Regions from separate parts of the Homo sapiens genome. Here region 2 is linked to region 1. The links are chromatin contacts, found by Hi-C or POLR2A ChIA-PET in ENCODE. All regions are on one chromosome and are shown on one strand. Each heading gives the region's core, a stretch centred on a gene start or an enhancer-like site at or near the end of the contact. The rest is flanking DNA. Distances are from core to core; before and after follow the strand shown. Region 1 holds the start of ARHGEF17-AS1 (ARHGEF17 antisense RNA 1). Region 2 holds the start of RAB6A (RAB6A, member RAS oncogene family).

Region 1 (4,463 bases), core at 264-2,763:
GGCAGCCCGGTGGCGCTGAGGAATTGGGTCACTCAGGGACCTGTAGGCCTCCCCTGCCTCCCCATTGCTCAATTCGCTCCCACCAGAACCTGAAGGTGGGACTTTGCGTCGTCGGCGGAGGGCACCTGGTGTGGGAGGGGTCTCAGGCGACACCAGGGCCCACCCGCCCAGACTGTCCTCAGTCCCAGGGCCATGGTGGTTCGTCTGGGCCGAGGATGAGGAAAGAGGTCGCCACATCCCTGTGGTACCCAGGCCGCAAAATGCTGCAACAGGAGGCTCAGGGTCTGCCCCAATGCCTTCATCTGTCAGACTGGACTCAGGGCCTGAGAGCTCCTCCTGGGACCGCTGCCCTCGGGTCACATCCCCTGCCCAGTCAGGGCTTCCAGGGGGGGCATCGCTTCCATCATCTTGTTGGGCACCCATGCGCTGGATCTTCTCAAAAACCTGGCGGGCCTCCTGCACATATTGGTCCTGGACGATGAGGGGCAGCGGATCCTCCTCGGCACCAGGGCCTGTGAGCAGGAGCTCGGAGGAGCTGGACTTCAGAGCACTGGTGCGGGGCAGGCGGCGGGCCATGGGCTTCTCAGAGCAGGTGAATGACTTTGCTCTCCGCAGAGTGGCTGTCAAGTCCTTGAGTGTGGGGCGCGTGCCAGGTGATGCTGGGGCTGGGATGGGTATGGGTTCAAGTTGCCCCACAGGGCCACCTGCGGATGGTGAGTCTCTGCCATCTAGGGGGTTGCTTCCACGGTCCCCGGAGCTCCCACCAGGTTTTCGGACCCTCAGCTCTGAAAGGTCTGAGCGCAGGAAACTGAGAAGCGTCAGGGTCTCTGAGGCGATATCTGGATTTGACAGGGACTTCCGCTGTCGACTCTTTTCAGGCTCAAATCCTCCATCCCTCAATGCCCTAGAGGTGCCTCCAGGTCCTTTGGCACGGGTTCGAGCCTGGGACCGCAGGAGCCCTTCCCCAGCTCCAAAGCTAGGGGAGCGGTACACGCCCCAGCCCCCAGAACCCCTACTAGACCATAGGTCGTCGTCCTTGAGGGTCTCCGTGCTGGAATAACGGCTGCTACCGCGGGAGCCTGCGGGGCTGGCCAGGTACGAGGGAAAGCTCACCTTGGCCACACGGAAAGCTCCTCCCACAGAGTCAGACATAGGCCGAAGTCCCTCCTGGGGACCTGGGACGCAGGGCGGAGAGCCACTACCCCACTCCCGGAGTCCTTCTTCTCTAGGGGCTCTTGGAGATGTTGGGGGCTCAGGGCTCCCAGAAACCCCTGCTGAGTTCATGCTGCTTAGATTTAACCCATCACTGTCAGGCCTGCAGTCCTGATCCAATAGGGAGCTTCCAGGCCTGAGCCCGGGCCTCCCTCCCCAGCGGTGGCCGCCCTCACCGTCTCGGTCGTCGTCACTGCCCGAGGAGTGGCCGCCGTGGTAGGCCGGACTCTGGGCTCCAGGCAGCTGCGGCGGGCCCTCCTCTTCCTCCTCGCTGGAGCTGGCAGCACGACTGCGGCTGACAGGATAGGAGGCGGCGATGGAGGAGGAGGAGCAGGAGGCCCGGGCCCCGGCCTGCGGTTGGGAGAAGATATGCCAAGAATGTAAACCATCCGCTGGACGCTGCGCCCGCTCCTGTTGCTGCTGCGGCCGGCGCAGCCTCCCTTCGGTCTCCGGCCCGGTCAGGGGCCGCGCCGAACGCAGACCCGCCAGGGGGAAGCATGTCCGAGGGGGTGGCGTCGGTGGCTGCCGCGACTCCCGAGCCGGAGGCTCCCACGCGGCACCGTCGGGGCTGGGCGTTCCTGGGGATTCAGAGTCGGCGCTGGGCCTCCTGGAGCCAGGACCGCCGAAGAGCTTGCGCATCTCGGTGACGCTGGGCCAGGCTCCTCGCGCTGGGCCCTCGGCCGCTTCTTCCGCGGCCGCGGGTAAGACGCCTCCGTCTCGGGTCCCAGCGGAGCCGTCGTCCAGACGCGGCGCGTCGAAGCGCCGGGAGAGCTGGCGAACCGACGGCGAGAGGCTGCGGAGCGGGCGCGGCTGCGCGGGGGCGGCCAGGGGCCCAGACGCCAGCTTGGACACGCGCCGAGAGGGCTGGCCCCGGGCAGCCGTGGTCGGCCGGCACGAGGCGCGTCGCCTCAAGCCGGGGGTGTCCGTGTCCTCCTCCCTCAGCCCGGGGCCGCCGCTCCAGCGCTCCAGCAGCTTGAACGAGACGCTGCGGTAAAGCTGGGGCCGGGGTGCCCCGTCCGCCATAGTGGCGTAACTCACTCCGGGGGGGCTGGCCTCGGGCAGCCGCGGCCAACCCCCCCTGCGCCCCCACTCCCTAGGAGCGCAGCGGCCCACGCCGAAAGCAGCGCACGGGAGTGTGGGAAGAGGACGCAGAGACCGGAGCAGAGGTTTCTCTGCCGCGGCTCAAGTTTCTGTGGCCACCGGCCGCAACGTCTCCATCCCGGGCGGCCCCTCCCGCCTCAGCGCCGACCCCCAGGCCCAGCCCCCGCCGCGGCTGGAGCGACCAGGGGCACCGCGGCACCGCCTGGGCGGGATCCCAGCGCTTGGTTCCTCGACTCTGCGTCCGCCTGCCCAACGCCCTTGGCTGCTCGCTCCTGGCACCCTTTTGTTGCAAATAAACTTTGCGGCAGAGGCAAGGGGGCGGGGGGCGGGGCCTCGCGCCCAAAAGAGGGGGTGGGCTCCGGGCGTGCGCGAGCCTGGGAACCGCGTGGTGGGAGGGAATCAGGGAGGAGCCGAAGAAGAAAAAGCCTGCTGGAGGACTTGCAGACTGAGGCGACCCTCTGGCCCTCCAGAGAGGTCCCTCGGGAGCCCAGCAGGCCGAGCTGCCCCCAGGGAGTCGCTGAGACACACACAACCGCTGAGCGTGCTCAGCTCCGCAGACTCGCAGCCAGGGCGCCGCGTCCACCGCGGGCCACCAGCCTCCGCGCGGAAACACCTCCTGCCCAGGGGCTCCAACATGGCAACCTCGGACTCACAAACTCTCGTACACACTGACACTCAGGTGCACGCAGACGCACACTCTCTGGGCCGGGAAAGGGGTGGGACTCGGCGCCAGGGAGAGCCCGGGGAGCCGCGGGCTAACTGAAGGGTCCGTCGCGCCCTACTCCCCGCCCAGGCCACGCCTCCTCCCCTTCCCTCCCCCTCCCCGCCCGCCCTCTGCGGCGAATTTAGCTGTAGCCACGCCCTTGTCCCCCCATCTCGCTCCCAAGCGCCCCGCCCATCCCACCTCCCAGCCGCCTGTCCGGCTCCGACCGGCCCCCAACCCGCCCAGCGTTGCTCCAGAAGTCCCACCCTTCACGACCGCGCCCCCACCCCTACTTTTCCAGCTGCCACGCCTTCCACCTGCCCCTGCAGTCTGGCGGCTCTTCTCCTGGACTCTCCGCCTGGATCCCCGAGCCTTTTCTTCTTGCTCTGGAGTACGCGGCTCTTGCGCCCCCTCGCGGCGTGATTTTCCCAACGCACGGAGTCCTGGACGGATAAAGCAGCACCCATCCCCCAAAAACGGAGAGTTGTGAAAACTTCCTTTCAGTCGTTACCTAATCCCCTTAGTCTTTTTCAGACCTTCGCAAAGCGCACTGCCCCTTCTTAGGCCTTATACACAAAAGGAGCTTCGACGGGAACGCCCTCGACTTCCCACTGCCAAACCTATACTCTTACCCGCAGCTGCTTCACCTTCTTGGCAGGAAAAGTGTCGGTTGTTTCTCTGGCTTCACGCTGATCCCTCGCTTGAGCTCCCCTCCCGCCCCTGCCTCCGTCTGAGTCTCACATTGTTCTCGGTATTGGGGCATCATCCCCTTCCGCATTCCCACCTGCCTCTAGATCCCATTCATCCTCCCGGCCCAACTAACGAATGAACGAACGAATGAAAATGTATGGAGTACCTATAATGTATGGGCAATATTATTTAACTTATTTTTTAAAATCCACAAACCACCCTTGGGGACAAATATTATTACCCCTTCTCTGTGGACCGTGAAGGAGAAGTAACTTTGACCACTATGCAAGTCAGGAAATAGCAGCTCCTGCTAAAATTCAGATTTCAGGGGCTTCAAACACCATGCTCCTCCAGCCAGCTCTGAGATGCACCCCCAAATCCTGATGAAGAAGGAGGTTCTCGTTCCTTTGAGCCCCCAGTCTCCTCCTTCTCCTCCTTGGGCCTGAGCTCACTCTCCTCAGGAACAGAGGATAACCTGGTCTGACCCATGCCCCTCCAGCGCTGCCCAGCCTTCTTCAGGCCTGGTCAAACTGCCCTGGCCCCTCCAACCCCCAGTAGCAAGGCCTCGGGGACACATAGTTAGGTCAGCAGTCTGTGCATTACCCAGCCAACCCCACTGCCACCAGGTCCAGCCAAGGAGATGTAGCTGGGCCAGACTAGGCTAGGAGACGGGGTTCAGAGGAGAGGGGCAGGCAGGAGGATAGGAAAGGATGGTAGACACCCAGGGATTGCCTGACTACCGAATGAGAGAGAGAGG
Region 2 (4,905 bases), core at 2,011-4,510, 450 kb before region 1:
ATCTGACCTCGTGGAGGTTACAGTCAAGTAGGGAACACTGACAATGAACAGCAATTAAGAATAGGATACAATAGGACAGGCAAAGGTACTTATACTGTTAGTGGGGATGGGAGCAGATGGGAGCAAGACTTGTGTGGTAGACTGAATGTTTGTGTCTCCCCAAAATTCATATGTTGAAACTATAGTCCCCAATGTGATGGTATTAGTAGGTGGGACCCTAGGGAGGTGATTAGGTCATGAGGGTGGAGTGCTCATAAATGGGATTAGTTCCCTTGTAAGAGGGAGCCCAGAGAGCTTTCTTGCTCTCTTTCTGCCATGTGAGGGCACAGTGAGAAGATGGTTGTCTATGAACCAGGAAGTGGGCCTTCACCAGACACAGTATCTTCTGGTACCTTGCTCTTGGACTTTCCAGTCTCCAGCTGTGAGAAATAAACATTTGTTGTTTAAGCCACCCAGTCATGGTATTCTGTTATAGCAGCCTGAATGGACAAAGACAACTTCTTTAAGTGGTAAGTGATTTAAAAGAAAAAAAAAAAAAGACAATTTCTTTAACTGAAGGATGAGTAGGAATTGGGGAAGAGTGGGGAAGGGAGGGGAAGAGTGTTTGCAGTAAAGAGAAGTGAGCGTAGGAAATCATGAAGGTGAAAATGTTGGTGAAAATACTCTTGAAAAGGGCCTCTCTAATTCCTCTTTCTCCTGAGTAATTTTTCCATTTGCTATACCCTACAGCACTTAATATGCAATGTTTAGGCCATAAAGTCTCTGAAGACAAAACTTACACAGAGTACTTGGTAATATGAAGGCAGCTTCAGAGGATAATGAGGCTGTGTATGTGTCAATGCAAAATGAAAGCTTAAAACATTAAAACATTTTAGGTAAGAGGTGGACTAGACCATAAGGCCCTTCAAAATGACAGGGAACAGTACCACCTGTCTAGGTGACTACAGAGACCAAAGCAGCAGGGAGGACTGATTCATAAAGTTCTGTAGGAAGTACAAAGTAATTATAGTTCCAATCCTCAGATGTTACTTTAAAGTCTATTTCAGGAAGCATAATGAAAACTTGGTACCCATCAGAAAGAAAATAGCTACTCACTTTTGTTTGCATAATCTTTTTAAAAAGTTTCTTGGTTTAAGCTGCTCTTTGTATGTGCCAGGGTTCTGGGTTAATGGTGGAGAGGACCCTATTAGATCTGACAAACTACTTGTAAAATCAAATGTCCATGCTACAAGCCAGGTTTTTACCATTTTATTTTAGATGCATGTTCTACCTGCACATGGCTGGGAGAGGAACCAGAAGGGAGTAAATTTTGATAGAGATGGTTTGAGGATATAGCTGTTGTCTTGATAGGCCAGAATAGATGATATTTTAAGAACTTTGGTTCTTCCCTGTAATTTATTCTAGGTCAGCAATTCATCCCTGGGCCTGAGAAGGCACTTTTTCAATCCTGTCATTTCTACAGCTAAGCAAATAACTCCCCAATAATGAGAAAAAGTACATAAATGTTTTGTGAATGATATACACAAATGATATACATTTGTGTATAGACACAAATGTAAGGACATATTTTTTATTATTCACTTAGAAAGTTTTTTTGTTTTTTTTTTTTTTTTTTAAGACAGGGACTTGTTCTGTCACCCAGATTTCAGTGTAGTGGTGCCATACCTCAGCCTCCAACTCCTGGACTCAAGCAATCCTTCTGCTTCAGGCTCCTGAGTAGCCGGAACTACAGGAGCACACCACGATATTCGGCTATTTTATTTTTTGTAGAGATAGTGTCTTGCTTTGTTGCCCAGCCTGGTCTCGAACTCCTGGGCTCAAGCGATTCTACCGCCTCGGCCTCCCAAAGTGCTGGGATTACAGACGTGAGCCACCGCGCCCAGCTGCTTTATGGATTTTTTTTTTTGGAGACAGAGTCTCGCTCTTGTTGCCCAGACTGGAGTGCAATGGTGTGACCTTGGCTCACTGCAACCTCCGCCTCCCGTGTTCAAGCGATTCTCCTGCCTCAGCCTCCCAAGTAGCTGGGATTACAGGCACCCGCCACCACACCACGTTAATTTTTTGTATTTTTAGTAGAGATGGGGTTTCATCATGTTGGCCAAGGCTGGTCTGGAACTCCTGACGTCAGGTGATCCACCCAACTCAGCCTTCCAAAGTGCTGGGATTACAGGGATGAGCCACCACGCCCGGCTTTTTTTTTTTTTTTTTTTTTTTTTTTCTGTTGAGATGGAGTCTCGCTCTGTCGCCAGGCTGGAGTGCAGTGGTGTGATCTCGGCTCACTGCAACCTCCGCCTCCCGGGTTCAAGCGATTCTCCTGCCTCAGCTTCCCGAGTAGCTGGGACTACAGGCGCGCGCCACCACCCCCAGCTAATTTTTGCATTTTTAGTAGAGACAGGGTTTCACCATGTTGGCCAGGATGGTCTCGATCTCTTGACCTCGTGATCCACTCGCCTCCGCCTCCCAAAGTGCTGGGATTACAGCCGTGGGCCACCGCGCCCAGCCCGCTTTATGGATTTTGCAAGTCATTTACTCCCTCTAAGCTTCAGTTTCCTCATCTGCAAAATTGGGAGGCCATGATTCTGGCAGTTATAACATTCCTGGGAGCAATGGAGGAGAATGTTATTTAGTAAGATGCCTGTGAGGAATTATGATGAGAGGATGGAGAAGGTGGGGTGTGTGCAATGGTGAAGAAGGGATCTGAGGACTGTGAGGCACGGCTGAGGGCTCAGGAAAGAGGCTCCCATTACAAATTTTAAGGCTATAGGACCCCACCCACACTTTTTGGGGGATCATATTCCACCTTTGTCCCGGCCCCGCCTCCGCCCCACCCTTCTCCCCCTCCCCTTTCTTTCCTTCCCCTCCCCTCAGGCTGAGAGGCGCCACACTTCTTATGGCCGCCACAGTGCTCCGCTTTCCACAGCTCGAGGGCTGCGCGCGCTCTCACGCTGCCACCTCACTCGCGTGTGGGCTCGCCCTCAGCCCCTTCCGATTGGCTCATTATGTAAGTGACGTAAGGGCTCCAGCCTCCCACTAACTTATCCCTGGCTTGCCCCGCCTCCTCCTGGCTTCTTTTGACGCCAGTGGAAACCTAACCTGCCCCGTCGCCGCCGTGCGGGAGGAGCCGGTAGAGCTGTCCAAACCAGGAAGGCGATGGCGATGGCGGTGGCGCGCACGCATGCACGCACGCACGCACGCCAGCGGCCGGCGGGGCCGCAGGCTCGCGCCCGGGCTCGCCCCGCGCCGCTCCAGAGGCTCGCGCACTCAGCAGGTTGGGCTGCGGCGGCGGCGGCAGCTGTGGAAGCTCAGGCGCTGCGCGTGAGAGGTCCCAGATACGTCTGCGGTTCCGGCTCCGCCACCCTCAGCTTCTCTTCCCCAGGTCTGGGAGCCGAGTGCGGAAGGAGGGAACGGCCCTAGCTTTGGGAAGCCAGAGGACACCCCTGGCTCCTGCCGACACCGCCCTCCTTCCCTTCCCAGCCGCGGGCCTCGCTCGGTGCTAGGCTACTCTGCCGGGAGGCGGCGGCGGCTGCCAGTCTGTGGAGAGTCCTGCTGCCCTCCAGCCGGGCTCCTCCACCGGGCCTTGCAGGGGCCGAGAGAGCTCGGTGCCCGCCCTTCCGCTCGCCTTTTTCGTCAGCTGGCTGGAGCAGCATCGGTCCGGGAGGTCTCTAGGCTGAGGCGGCGGCCGCTCCTCTAGTTCCACAATGTCCACGGGCGGAGACTTCGGGAATCCGCTGAGGAAATTCAAGCTGGTGTTCCTGGGGGAGCAAAGCGGTGAGTGCGTGGCTCCCCTACTCCTGGCAGCTGGCCGCAGCGTCCCCGCACCGCCCCCGGTGCGGCCCTTCCGTCCGCGGAGGCTCCCTGCCCGCCTCGCGTCCGCGCTCGTTGCCACCGCAGCCCTTCCCGATGTGCCCCCCGGTGCCACTGGCTCTTCGCCAGTGGCCGAGTTTTTACCCTGTTCCCCGGGTTCTTCAATCCTCGACTCCCCGGCTCCGTTCCCCGCAGTCCGGCCATCTCCGGTCGATCTGCCCTCCCTCCCCAGACCTCACCCCGCCCAGCCTCTTGTCCATCCCTTTCTTCCTCCGGTCTCGGTCATTGCCCGTACCCCGGCCCCCTTTCTTGAGCCCCACCCTTATTCCTTGCTCTTTTCCCAGTTCCTCAGCTCTGTGAGGCCCACTCAGGGAAGCCCCACTCCCGAGAGCGGGCCCTCTTCAACCTTGGCCAAGGAGGGTGGGATCTGGGCGTTGTTTTCCCCAGAGGCTTGGCCCTGCGAAGTGCTGATGTCGTGGAAGGTGGGAAGGGGTGGTAGTAGAAAAAATTAAATGATTTTCACCTGGGTGGGAAATTAGTCTGGGCCATAGAGGAAACATCTGAATTGGAGACGACTTGAGCATGGGGTGGTTGGGGGTGAAAGGGGTAGCGTCGGCAGTGGAGATTTTTGCCCCTTAGGTTAGATGGGGCTGTGGCTTGTCGGAAAACCTCATTTTGTTCTCTTGACTTTCATCACTGACAATTCTTTTGGCAATGTTGATGATTTTTCAATCTCTGCCAGATGCTATGTCATGATCATTTTACTTGGAATTTTTCTCATCTCACCTCCCCTTTTTCTCTTTTCAACATGAAGCAGCGTCTGAGTCTCATGGTGGTACAAAAGGGAATTACTGGGGAAATGTTAATTATTCATTCCTTCTTGAGTATTTTCCAATGATATATTGAGGATTCATGTGAGAGAAGGCTTGGAATAACAAACATCTTTGTTTTGTCGGATTTCCTTTGGAAAATGGAGTAGAGTAGGAACAGACTCATCATCTAGTTACCTAAATTAGATTTAAATACCATTTGGGCTAAATAATTCTTTTATGCTTAATATTCTGTACTGTCTGATGAGTGAAATTGTTATGTCATTTACCT

The links. Hi-C counts contacts between places; a loop is a spot of excess contacts on that map. ChIA-PET counts read pairs that join two places held with the same protein, here RNA polymerase II (POLR2A). Pooled maps may share reads with other maps.
Region 2: a pooled map shows a loop between it and region 1 (12-fold over the local background). The contact joins the promoter of RAB6A here to the promoter of ARHGEF17-AS1 in region 1. A Hi-C loop is called at or near these places in 11 of 50 pooled maps. POLR2A ChIA-PET finds 5 or more read pairs at or near these places in 6 of 52 experiments (A673, BJ, HEK293 and 2 more).

What each region holds. Positions count from the first base shown.
Region 1 is chr11:73,306,411-73,310,873 of GRCh38, reverse strand. ARHGEF17-AS1 (ARHGEF17 antisense RNA 1) reads left to right here and starts at 1,513. Exons shown (of 3, transcript NR_147696.1): 1 at 1,513-2,202; 2 at 2,310-2,992; 3 at 3,318-3,363. It overlaps ARHGEF17 (Rho guanine nucleotide exchange factor 17), which reads right to left and starts at 2,598. Exons shown (of 21, transcript NM_014786.4): 1 at 1-2,598. The coding sequence starts at 2,235. RefSeq lists enhancers at 783-1,603, 1,609-2,486 and silencers at 1,907-2,126, 2,357-2,686, 3,087-3,226.
Region 2 is chr11:73,759,429-73,764,333 of GRCh38, reverse strand. RAB6A (RAB6A, member RAS oncogene family) reads left to right here and starts at 3,260. Exons shown (of 8, transcript NM_198896.2): 1 at 3,260-3,768. The coding sequence starts at 3,699. LOC124902711 (a long non-coding RNA gene) reads right to left here and starts at 3,176. Exons shown (of 2, transcript XR_007062775.1): 1 at 3,094-3,176; 2 at 1,234-2,597. RefSeq lists silencers at 2,653-2,842, 3,003-3,312 and an enhancer at 3,609-4,109.